2 separate regions of the Homo sapiens genome follow, and region 1 is linked to region 2. A link is an interaction called in ENCODE POLR2A ChIA-PET data of the cell type or tissue named here. Cell type or tissue: GM12878. All regions are shown on one strand. Each heading gives the region's core, and the rest is flanking DNA. Links, peaks and the distances in the headings are about the cores only.

Region 1 (6,146 bases), core at 1,221-5,220, 390 kb before region 2:
AACAGGGGGTACAAACAGAGACAGTAAGAGTGCCTAGAGATGAAGAAGTAGCCCTTAGGCTGTGTTTAACAGGCTGAAGATGGATGCCAGGACTCTCCAGGCTGAGCACCCCAGGCCCGGGCCCAGTGTTCTGAGGCAGCCAGAGAAGAAGGCCTGTGGGTGGGATGTCCTGGGAGATGCAGCTATGGAAGGCCCTGTTTGTAGAAGGTCTTGAATGCCAATCTCAGCAGGGCCATCCTGAGCAAAGAGTTAGCACATGTTTTATGGTAACTGGCAGAAGGGAAAAGGGTGGATGTGTCAGAGAAGCAAGTGGACACAGGAAACCATGCAGACTTTTGCTGCCCATCCTATGAGGCATCAAGGTCTGAGCTGAGCACTGACAATGGGAAGGAGAGGAAGGCAAACATTTGAAAAACAGTCGAACTGACAACAAAGAGGTTGGCTGAACAGAGAGGGAAGCTGAAGGAAAATCTGAGGTTTCTGGCCTTAGTTTACGGTTCCCGTAAAGGTAATGATTAGAGGAAGGGGAGCAGGTGCTTTGGGAAAGTTTTATTTAACATCTATTTCTACTATCCCTAAGTGAACTGATTTGTCCCAGCTCCTAAGTTATGAAACAGTAATTAATTCTAATAAGACACATCAGTTATGAAAATAGGTATTAAAAATTTTAAACATGTGTTTGTCATGAAACAGGCATTTAAAAGAAGATGAGCTTGGGGCATCTTGCAGTGTCAGAAAGTAAAAAAGTGCTCAAAAACAAAACAAAACAAAACCAGACACACAGTGATGGGGATGTGTGAAAAGGACACATGAACACCCAGTGGCCAAAGCAATTTGAGCAACAAAATAAAGTATTATTACATTGTAACCCAAAGTCCAGGAGTCCATACTAAATGATTGAATAGGCTGTGCATGGTGGCTCACGCCTGTAATCCCAGCATTTTGGGGGGCCGAGGTGGGTGGATCACCTGAAGTCAGGAGTTCGAGACCAGCCTGACCAACCTGGTGAACCCCTTCTCTACTAAAAATACAAAATGCCAGGCATGGTGGCGCATGCCTGTAATCCCAGCTACTTGGGAGGCTGAGGCAGGAGAATCACTTGAAACCGGGAGGCAGAGGTTGCAGTGAGCTAAGATCGCACCACTGCACTCCAGCCTGGGCAACAAGAGCGAAACTCCGTCTCAAAAAAAAAAAAAAAAAAAGATTGGCTAAATAAATAAGCAGGAGAGAATAAAATAGGTAAATCTCCCATGCAGAACCATTCCAAATAATTTATGTAGATACTCCATCCTCAAGGAGGAGTTGCATAAAAACCTCTACTTAACTGTGGGCTCCACATAGTGACTTCCCTTTGGAAGGTACAGTATGAAAAGAGGAAAAGCCTGGGTGCGGTGGCTCACACCTGTAACCCCAGCACTTTGGTAGGCTGAGGTGGGTGGATCTCGAGGTCAGGAGTTCGAGACCAGCCTGGCCAACATGGTGAAACCCCATCTCTACTAAAAAAAAATTAGCTGGTGTGGTGGTGCACACCTGTAATCCCAGCTACTTAGGAGGCTGAGGCAGGAGAATTGCTTGAACCCGGGAGGCGGAGGTTGCAGTGAGCCAAGATTGTACCACTGCATTCCCACCTGGGCAACAGAGTACAACTCCATCTAAAAAAAAAAAAAAAAGAAAAAGAAAGAAAAGAAAAGGGGGAAAAAGGGTAACTTTACAGTGGAGAAATCTGACAAAACCTACCTCAGCCAAATGATCAAAGTCAACCTCAACAGTGACAGGTCATGCTGATACTATGTAACTTTGATATGATGTGATGAAAATGGCACTTCTCCTGTGTCTTCCTCCAAAACCCATAACCCCAGTCTAATCATGAGAAAAACATCAGAACAATCCCAGTTAAGAGACACTCTGCAAAATACTTGACCAGTACTCCTCAGAAGTGTCAAGGTCTTCAGAATCAAGGGAAGTCTGCCATTCCATCACAGCCAAGAGGAACCGAAGGAGATACGACACAGTGCAATGTGGTATCCTGGAACAGAAAAGACAAGAAAATCTCAATAAAATTTGGGCTTTAGTTAATAATGATGTATCAATATTCGTTCTTTAATTGTGACAAATTTGCTATACTAATGTGTTAATAGTAGGAGAAATTAGGTTTGGGATATATGGGGACTCTATACTATCTTTACAATGTTTCTGTAAGTCTAAAACTATTCTAAATTAAAAGCTTATTTAAGAAAGAAGCTGGCTGGGTGTGGTGGCTCACACCTGTAATTTCAGCACTTTAGGAGGCCAAGGTGGGCAGATCCCTTGAGCCCAGGAGTTCAAGACCAGCCTTGGCAACATGGTGAAACCTCATCTCTTAAAAAAAAATAAAAAAAATTAGCCAGGCATGGTGGTGCATGCCTATAGTCTTAGCTACTTGGAAGGCTCAGGTGGGAGGATTACCTGAGCCCAGGGAGGTCGGGGCAGTGAGCCATGATCATGCCACTGAACAGAGTGAGACCCTGACTCAAAAAAAAAAAAAAAAAGGGGCTGGGTGCAGTGGCTCACGCTTGTAATCCCAGCACTTTGGGCGGCCGAGGCAGTCAGGAGTTCGAGACCAGCCTGACCAGCTTGGTGAAACCCCGTCTCTACTGAAAATACAAAATTAGCCTGGCATGGTGGTGCGTGCCTATAATCCCAGCTACTCAGGAGGCTGAGGAAGGAGAGAATCACTTGAACCCGGGAGGTGGAGGTTGCAGTGAGCCGAGATCGCACCACTGCACTCCCGCCTGGGCAACAGAGTGAGACTCCCTCTCAAAAAAAAAAAAAAAAAAAAAAAAGAAAGAAAGAAAGAAAGAAAAAGAAAAGCAAAAAGAGGCCAGGCGTGGTGGCTCACACCTGGATTCTCAGCACTTTGGGAGACTGAGGTGGGTGGATCACGAGGTCAAAGAGACTCTGTCTCAAAAAAAAAAAAAAAAAAAAAAAAAAAAAGAAGCCAGTTATTTAGTGGAGAATGACTGATTAGGCCCAGATGAAGAATAGAACATTTCAAAGTTGGACTTTCCAGCCTATAAAAATAGGGTTGGCTATTAACATCAGTGGAGACTAAAAATACAAAGAGTAAGAAATAGTTAATAGCTGTGTGTGTGTGTGTGTGTGTGTGTGTGTGTGTATGCATGCACTGTCGTGTTAGCTAAGCAAGTATCCACAAAGTCAACTGTACACAGAGGTAGGGCAGCTGACATCTAGGTGACAAAAACTGCCCCCTCCCAAGCTCCCTTTCTACCCACTGAAGCTAAAGTCGAGAGGGCACTGTTAGGGGCCATTACTCTCAGTTAAGATAGTGTTTCTCACACTTGGGTATACAAATAGACTCCTTAAGAAAAGATATTAATACTACCACAGATCCCTAAAAATATGCCTGGTGACCCAAGTTACAGAAACTCTAGGTTTAGAACTAAAGTCTTAATCTAAGGAGCATCTTTCAGTTGTGAATTATCACTGCAAGAGTTGAATCTTTAGAATGGGTTAAATATTGTGTTTTATATGAAAGCTCACAATTAAAAAATGTTCCTGTTACTTGCAGAGCTCTGACAAAATTTCCCTGGACGCCCGGATAAGCAAGGATAGCATTGGGTGGTCAAACCCAAGAGAAAGGAAATGAAGAAAAAGGGCATAATTGTGGGAAGCCCTAGGAGGACAGCTGTGCAGGAGCTCTAGGAGCAGCCAGCACTGGAGGCGGCGGCTCTGGGAGGCAGGTCTTCAGGAAAAGAAGTCCAGCTGATAGTGATCTGATGCCTGGTCTATGAGGAAAATTGCATTTTGAGACATTTTGTTGATCATTTGCAACATTTCAGAAGAATTAGCAATAGGTATATACCAAAAAAGAAGCAATTATTAATTTCAGAAAAAAACATTGTACAAAAGAGGAAAGGTAATCATAGTGTACTGCCTGGCTCAGTGGTAAACAGTATTTCTAGCATCATAATAATATAAACATTGAAAGTTAACAAAAATTGTGATACAATTATCTGAGGTGAACGAAAACGGGAAGATTATGTTTTTTTAATTTAATTTTGAGACAGCGTTTTGCTCTGTTACCCAGGCTGGAGAGCAGTGGCGCGATCTCAGCTAACTGCAACCTCCACCTCCCGGACTGAAACGATTCTCCTGCCTCAGCCTCCCAAGTATCTGGGATTATAGGCACCCACCACCGTGCCCGGTTAATTTTTGTATTTTTAGTAGAGATGGGGTTTCACCATGTTGGCAAGGCTGGTCTTGAACTCCTGACCTTAAGTCATCTGCCCGCCTCGGCCTCCCAAAGTGCTGGGATTACAGGTATGAGCCACTGCGCCCGGCCACCTTGCCTAATTTGAATGTCCTGGCATGCAAATTCATATTTAAACTCTGGACGGAAATGCTCGAACCACCGGGCAGTGAGGGTTTGACTGGGCTCACTCATGCTGTGGAGGTGTGCTGAAGCCCACACCAGTCAGGAGAGAATGGAGTCCCTTATGCCCCATGTATAAGCATGGTAGTCCTTGACCTGTTTGAGTCCAGGACCCCAAGCCTTGCAACAAGGGCCTATTCTCCACCCAGTGTGGACTGCTATGCTGGCTCACCTCCCTAATGAGAACCTGTGTACTTATTATTTGCACAATGATTGATGAAGATTCTCTACCTCTGTAATGCCAATTTCCGTATAAACAGGTTTCTTTCCCTCCAAAGAAACATGTCTATATTCTAAGCTAAAAGTTCTACATTAATTCCCTAAATTTTATGGATTAGGAGGGTGAGTTTTCTTACTCTCGTACTCTACCCCGTAGAATCTTTACTACCCAGACAAATTTCAGAATGAATTTATAAGGAGACACCAATGGAGAGAAAACCTTTATTTGCATAACAACAAACATGGGTGAAGTAAGAAGAGGCATATGAAAACAAGATTAAGGTGGAAGAATCCTTGGTGGGAGGAGAGGAGGAGAAAGCAGAGGCACTCTTGTAGCCATAAACGCATTTCCTTGTTGGCATCTGGACTGCTCCCTCCTCATGCTCCACTGAGACTTCTCTTTGCTTGGCTCATAGTCTCACTGCTGGCCCTGCTTCCTTGTCTCACAGTCCCAGAGTGCTCCCTCCCCAAACCCGATGGAGGAGCGCAGCTTCATACCCTATTGTGTGGGACAGCAGCTACTCAGAAGGTGTTACTTGGATTTTTTGCAGCTGTTAGTGATTCTGACACCCTTGGACCTCCAGGAGTAGCTCCTCCTGCCACGAGAGGACTCTGGCTTTTCTAATAAGGAAGGTTCTGGCCAATCAGTCCAAGAAAGGCCCGGATTCTCTTCCAAGGTGTTGTCTCTGCAGAAATGTTCCTCAGGGTGGAAGGTGCTGCTGCAGCAAGGGATGTCCCCTGAGTTTTCAGGTATGTAGTCTGGTGAGAGAAAGGCAGGAGAGGAAAACTCAAGCCTCTGCTTCTCCCAGGCACAGGTCCTTAAGCTCCTCTCTAGCTACTTTCCTTCCAAAGTCAAAGGCACCAACTATTAATCCCCCTCTGGTGGGATGTCTTCCTCCTTTCCCAGGCACCACAAGTCCCTACAGCCCCCTCCTTGCTCTGAGGCCGGCCCATCCCTCCAGCCTCACCTGTGGCTGCAGCAGGTGAACACTCCTCACACTCCCATTTCTTACTGTTAGATCTAAGAGAGGAGCAGTCCCTGTGGGTTCCGTGGGATCCGCATGTAGCACACAGAATGAGGCACCACCTCCTAGAGGAAGAGCCCAGGAAGGGTTGTGGAGACATACAGAACACCAACTGCCATGCTTGGATGTTTGCTATGGGCCAGGCATTTTTTACAGCACATTTTACCCAAGATGAATGTATGGCTCAGAGAGGATGAGTGCTGATCCCAGAAGCCTGCCATCAGTCGTAACCCCTTGAAAGGTAGATTAGGAAAGGAATTGGCTCTGAATGTCTCTCCACTGGGCACAAGGTGAAGCGGACCTTGCAGGGGAGACGTGTTCACGTGCACACAAGTGAGTCGGGCTGGTCAAGAATGAGACTTAGCAATCGTGTTTATCCTAAGGTCTGCATACAAGAGTGAATTTCTTACTTCTAATAACTGTGCCAAGGTCTAACTCTAAGATAGCACTGATGAGAGCTCTTTCTAGCC
Region 2 (6,146 bases), core at 699-4,698:
GGCGTGGGAGGCCTTGTCTTCCTCTTGATGAAGAGACCCTAGTCTGGGGACCAAGACAGAAACTGCACCTCTCACCCTGCATGGTCAGAGCTGGGTCAGGAAAAATGCCTGAGAATCCAGCCATTGAGGACCCAAGCCACATCCTCGGAAATAGGGGCTGTGGGACAGGCTGGTGGCCTCCTGGAGGGTGCTCACAGCCTTGCGCCTGCAGATGGCAATAGTGTTGATAACTCATCACCCAGGGGTGAGTAGGGAAGCTCAATTTGCTGAGCCCCGTGAGAATGCTGATGACTCTCAAGGCTGATGGGTCTGGGGGCTCACCCTGGGCCATCTGCACAGCACAAGCCATCCGGGCAGCCTGTGTTGAGAAGGCCCTGCTGCCTGGGCCCAGATGCCCCTTCTGCTCAATGAAGCAGGGCCCCCCTGTCAACGCAGCAGACTCTACCCTGGTGGGCTCTTTCTAACTCAGGAGTGGACTCCTGATGTTGGGGAGGGGGAAGCCAGGGGCGTCTGGGTTCCACAGTCTTCCCCACTTTCCAGATGAGAATCCTGAGGCTCAGAGAGGTCAAGTGACCTTCGAAACCACACGGCAGGTGAGGGGCAGAACAGAGACTCAGCAACTGGGTCAGGATGCAGCTGGGGTCAGGCTGGTCACCACAGGGGCCTGGTCTCAGGGTGACCGCCCTGGGTACTGGGCAGTACACAGCCACTGAGGGCAGACATGGCTGCATGGATGCCGGAGACCTGCAGGGCCAGGCCTGCTCTGCAGTCCCTACGGCTGCCCATCCCCGCAGGCATGGTCGCTGCCAGGTCGGCAGCACTACACACACATTGCCCATTTGCCCTGCCTCACTTCCTCTGACTAAAGCTAAAGACTCACCCCTTCAGGGGATTCAAGCCCTGGCACTTGCTGGCAAGAAATGCCCAGCCCAGCCTCCCCAGAGCGTGCCTGCCCTGTCACCCTCTCTCTGGGCTCCTTGGCAGAGGCTGCCAGGAGCACATGGTAGGGGTGAGGCTGCTCCCCTGGTTTGAGGGTGCTGGGCTCAGCCTGGGCCAACATCAGGCAGTGGGGGGTAGAAGCAGGTGCTCTCTCGTCCAGACCTGGCCAAGGGCCCCTTCTGTCCCAGCTGCCAGTGTTGCTGACACCCCAGCCTCAGAGTCCTTGGTGCCTAAAGCCTCCTCGAGCCTAGTCAAGCCCAAGACCCAGTGAGAGAGTTAGGTGCCGAGCCCCCAGCAGAAGGGGAAAGCCTCAGCTCTGAGCCCAGTTTTGACCTCCTTCAGTTTCAAGGTAGCCGCTGAACTGTGTCCATCCAAGGAACAGCGAGGTCGAGGCTACCCCAAGATGTCTGGGAGAGAAGTGGGAGTTTGGCCTCATTACACTGGGGGTTGCCCTGTCTGGGATCCCTAGATGATCTGCGGCAGCTGCCGTCAGGGAGTGATGGGAGGAGAGATGGGGCTTCAGGCAACTTTTGGATTCAGGGCAGGGCCGCAGCTCCAACATAGCCAACTCCAGCCTCTGCCCCAGGCTCAGGCCCTAAGGTGGCCAGCACCTGCCTGAGCTGGGCTGTACTAGGCAGAGGTGGTTGCTGGGGCCTGAGGGCGAAGCACAGCTGACCTGAGTGTTCCTAGGCGGGGCCAGGAGGCTGAGGCTCTGGATCCTGACTCCAGCTCTGCTCCCGAAGGGCTGTGGGCCCGCAGCCAGGTCCCTGGCCTTTCTGGGCCTCAGTCTCCCCATCTACACACTGGCTGGACTCCTGTAAAGGGCTATTGGCAGTCCAGATACTGTAAGTTCTTGCATCATACCTGCTAGGCAGAATACACCAGCAGGCCCCCAGCAGTCACCCTGCCTGTCCTGAGGGTTTCTGGGAGGGGATCCTACTCTGTCCCTCAGACTCTGTCCTCTGCTGAAGAGGCACTCTGAGGAAAGTACAATGATGCTCTGATGGCAAGGCTAGCCAGGGCTGTAGCTGGGGCAGGTGTCAGGGCCCTCATAGAGGGAGGCTTCGAAAGGCCAGCCTAGCAGACCTTGTTCCACACTCACACGGCACTGTTTATGCTGAAAGCTTTTTTGCCACTCAGTCAATAAAATACTGGGGCTGCTGAAAGTGCAGCAGCCTGGGATAGTGCCTGGCATAGGCAGAAAGCCCCTTGCAGCCCAGCCCCCTCCTCCCACCTTCCCCCAGCCCAGCAGTCTCCACCCCTGAACCTCCTGAGCACCTCCCTCTGTATAGGTGTCAGTCCACTGGCACCCGGTGTCGGTGAGTGGTCGGTATGTGATCCAGCCCTTCGGTCTCTGGGCCTCAGCTGCCACCTGTAGGCAGTAAGTGCATCCCCTCCCCAAGGGCTGTGGTAAGGATCAGAGACCTCTGATGAACAAAAACTCTGAAAACCACCTGTAATCCCAGCACTTTGGGAGACTGAAGTGGGAAGATTGCTTGAGCTCAGGGGTTTGAGACCAGCCCGGGCATCACAGTGAGACTTCATCTCTACAAAAAAAAAAAATCCAAAAAAAAAAAGTAGCTAGGTGTGGTGGCACTCACCTACAGCCCCAGCTGCTCTAGAGGCTGAGGCGGGAGAATCCTTTGAGCCCGGGAGGTGGAGGCCACAGAATTATGATTGTACCACTGCACTCCAGTCTGGGCAACCAATAGAGCAAGATTCTGTATTAAAAAAAAAAAAAAAGCAAGCTCTGGACACAGCCGAGCCAGGTGGTGAGCATCACATATGGCAGTATCCCAGTGGGGTGAGCTCTGCGGCACAGTTGAGAGTCTGGCTTTCAGTCAGACTGGTTTCCAATCTCACCCTCAGAGGGCATCAGCTGTATGCCCCTGGGCAGGGTACTTCCCTTCTCTGAGCCTCATTTAAATGGGGATCATAAAGGGACCTGTCAATTCAGGTGTGGGGGAACTTGTCTAAACCACCAGGCCCTGGGGGATGAGAGCAGCTGGTATTGGGCTGTGCCTGCTGGGGGATGGGAGCAGTAGCTCTCAGGCACCCCTCAACGCCCCGCAGTCTCTGGGCTGGGGGTGAGTTTTGGTGCCTCACCCTGCTGGGGGAAGAGCCCTGGGGATGCACCGTCAGGGGCTGTCCAAGCAGCCACTGTGGAGTGTGCCCCAGCTGGAGGACAGGGGGGATGGAAATGCTGCCTTGAAGATGGGGGACACCGTCTGGTGACCCTGCGGGTGGCTGGGAGGATCAGGGTGCTAGGCCACTCTGCCCTGGCACTGGGTCTCAGGGAACAGAGGGCAGAGAGACGCAGGGGTCAGGCCCAGAAGGAAGGTGGCCTCAGGTATCTTTCCTCTGGCAGCAGGGCTCCTTGAATGCTGCAGTCTGAGCCTGACCCTGGGCTGGGGGAGTCCCGGGACTCCAGCCAGTGCCCAGTGGGCTCAGCCATGCTTCCCCTGCCAGAAGAACTCTCCCTCCCAGGTACCCCGGCTAGCAGTAACCACTGCTCCAAGGTGAAGACTTGACAGAAGCGCTTCTAACTCCTCCACGAGGTTCCCACTGGACTGTAAGTATAGAGACGGAGGCCCAGAGAAATTCAGTGACTTGGAATGTGAGGGAGGGGAACACAAAGCCCCAGCCCTTGGCTAGACAGAAGGGATGGAATGAGGATGCTTCATCCTGGGGTCAGGCCCAGCCCTAGAGAGGCACAGGGACAAGGCCACCCCAAGGCCCACCTGTCCTGATCCCTCCTGTCCCCAGCTGGCTGCCTCCTGCGTGGGCTGGTATTGCTGCTTCCAGGAAGCTGCCCAGCCCCAGGCTGAGTGAAATGCCTTCGTTGTGCCCACCACCCTGTCCTGGTGATGTGGGGCTTGTTTGTCTGTGGGAATACCCATGAGACTCCACGAGGGTAGGGCTGGCTCACCCACTCCTATGTTCCCACAGAGGGAGCGAGGGAAGCCCAGAGAAGGGGCCATGAGGCTATGGCGTGGACCATGATGTTACAGCAGTCCTTTTATCCTAGGGAGAGCTCAGCCAGCCTCGTCCCAGACCACAGGTATAACTGACCTTCGGAAGTTGGGGTGGGATGCTGTCTCAGCTCTCCCTGGCTGCCTCGTAGCCAACCAAGGGTGGGGGACCTGGAGATGCTGTCTGCAGGCCATTTGGCAACTTGAGTCAAAAGGCCTAAAAATATGAACAACCTTTAATCCAGCAATCCCATTCCTGGGAACCTGCCCTAAGAAAATCACAGCTTGAAGGAAGGGAGAATTGGAGTGGTTAGCCTCTAACTTGCTCCGTGATCCCTGGCTCACATTGGACCCAGCGGCTGTTGTCCAGCCTCCCCCAGTGAGGTTGTTCCCTCCCATAGGATCATGTCCATCATCCTCCCCAGAGAATGTGGCCCATGGTGCCAGGCCACTGCCCAGGCCTGTGTTACACATTCATGGACCTTCCCTGTCCATCCTCCACCTTTCTGGGACTCAGGCTTCTCTCTGCCCAAACACGGGCATCCTAGAGGCCCCCTCCTCCAGGGAGTCTGCTCAGATTTCATCTATGGGCATCCTGCACCCTGTGTGCCCCCAGGTGGAGGTCTTTGGAGGCCTCTGTCCTCCCTGTGGGTATGAGGTGGCTCCACTCTCCATAGGGCTGTTTGACCACTCCCTGCTGAATTCCAAGAGTCTCTAGCGGGTGTGAGACTGGACTGCTGTCCTTCCCTAGGGGGAAGGGGTGGGCACCACGACAACACACCTGGCAGGTCAGCCTCATGCTCCCCATCTTTGGCAGTGCCCGGCCTCAACATAGCATACCCTGGGATGCCTGGACACAGGCAAGGCCCCCCTCTTCCCCTCCCTCTCTAGGCCCTCGGGGGGTCATCTGTTCTTCCCCCTGCCTCCAGCCCTTGCTGCTTACAAGTCTATTTTTCCAGCAGGAGGTGAGTGAACTTCTGCCCTTTGTTCCCTGTAAGTCCAAGAGACAGAGGTGGCTGGGTGCAGTGGCTCATGCATGTAGTCCCAGCATTTTAGGAGGCCAAGGAGGGAGGATTGCTTGAAACCAGGAATTTGAGACCAGCCTGGGCAATATGGCAACACCCTATCTCTACAAAAAATTTAAAAATTAGCCAGGCATTGGCCGGGCGCGGTGGCTCATGCCTGTAATCCCAGCACTTTGGGAGGCCAAGGCAAACGGATCACGAGGTCAGAAGATCAAGACCATCCTGGCCAACATGGTGAAACCCTGTTTCTACTAAAAGTACAAAAATTAGCTGGGTGTGGTGGCACGTACCTGTAATCCCAGCTACTCAGGAGGCTGAGGCATGAGAATCGCTTTAACCCAGGAGGCAGAGGTTGCAGTGAGCCGAGATTGCGCTACTGCACTCCAGCCTGGCGACAGAGAGACTCTGTCTCAAAATAAATACATAAATAAAATATTAACCAGGCATGGTGGCTTGAACCTACTCAGGAGGCTGAGGTGGGAGGATCCCTTGGGCCCAGGAGTTTACAGCTGCTGTGAACTATGATCACACCGCTGCACTCCAGCTTGGAAGACAGAGTGAGACCCTGTCTCAAAAAAAGAAAAAGAGAGAGTGAGAGAGAAACAGAGAGACACAGGCCAGGCTGCTGGGCAAGGAGTGCAGCACAGTGAGAAGGTACTTAATCCATTCAGCACCATGCACTAGGCAGCTTAAACTGTGATACCTGATTTCTCAGGAGTCACAGGTAAGAGGAACTCAGGGAAGTCTCAGGGAACTCAGAAGTCTCAGGGAAGAGGAACCTGCGTGGTTTAGCCCCTCCTGTGTATCAGGCTCTGTTCTAGGCACATACCACCTTACTTCGTCCTCATGGGAAGGGATTATTCTCCCCATCTTTCAGGCAGTGAAATTGGGATGTACAGGGAGTTTCAGGCACCCAGCCAAGGAACTCAGCTATAATCCTGCAAACAGTGGGGAGGGAGCCCTTGAAGGCACGAGAGCAGGGAGAGGGGTGCAGGCCAGGTGGAGGCCTCTTAGGGACTCACAGCGTCTGTCCTCCTAAGACCTTGCAGGGTCACTCTTCATGCTGCCGCAGCAGGTGCTGGGGGTGTCTGCACTGGCCTCTCCCAGCCGTGCAGGCCCAGGCCCTGGCTTATCCCCCACAGCCTCTGCTGCAGCCTCAGGATGTGCCTGGAATTCCAAAGCTGAGCAGCAGAGACCATCTGCCCAGAGC

Evidence for each region. Peaks named below come from ENCODE experiments on the same cell type or tissue, not always from the same donor. Only the 100,000 strongest peaks of a DNase experiment are listed, where the experiment ranks them.
Region 1: POLR2A ChIA-PET joins it to region 2 with 7 read pairs; 2 of 35 experiments call an interaction of 5 or more read pairs at or near these places.

The regions. Positions count from the first base shown.
Region 1 is chr3:52,422,355-52,428,500 of GRCh38, reverse strand. PHF7 (PHD finger protein 7) reads right to left here. Exons shown (of 11, transcript NM_016483.7): 10 at 5,620-5,741; 11 at 4,860-5,410. The coding sequence ends at 5,184. Among named protein-coding and RNA genes, the nearest start is that of PHF7, 15 kb to the right of the region's middle. RefSeq lists an enhancer at 1-535. In GM12878, for the core only: no CTCF peak of the experiment used is centred there; no DNase peak of the experiment used is centred there; H3K27me3 peaks cover 120 bases.
Region 2 is chr3:52,033,163-52,039,308 of GRCh38, reverse strand. It overlaps LOC105377088 (a long non-coding RNA gene), which reads left to right and starts at 3,431. Exons shown (of 3, transcript XR_940839.3): 1 at 3,431-3,511; 2 at 3,889-4,000. In GM12878, for the core only: no CTCF peak of the experiment used is centred there; a DNase peak (open chromatin) is centred at 2,838.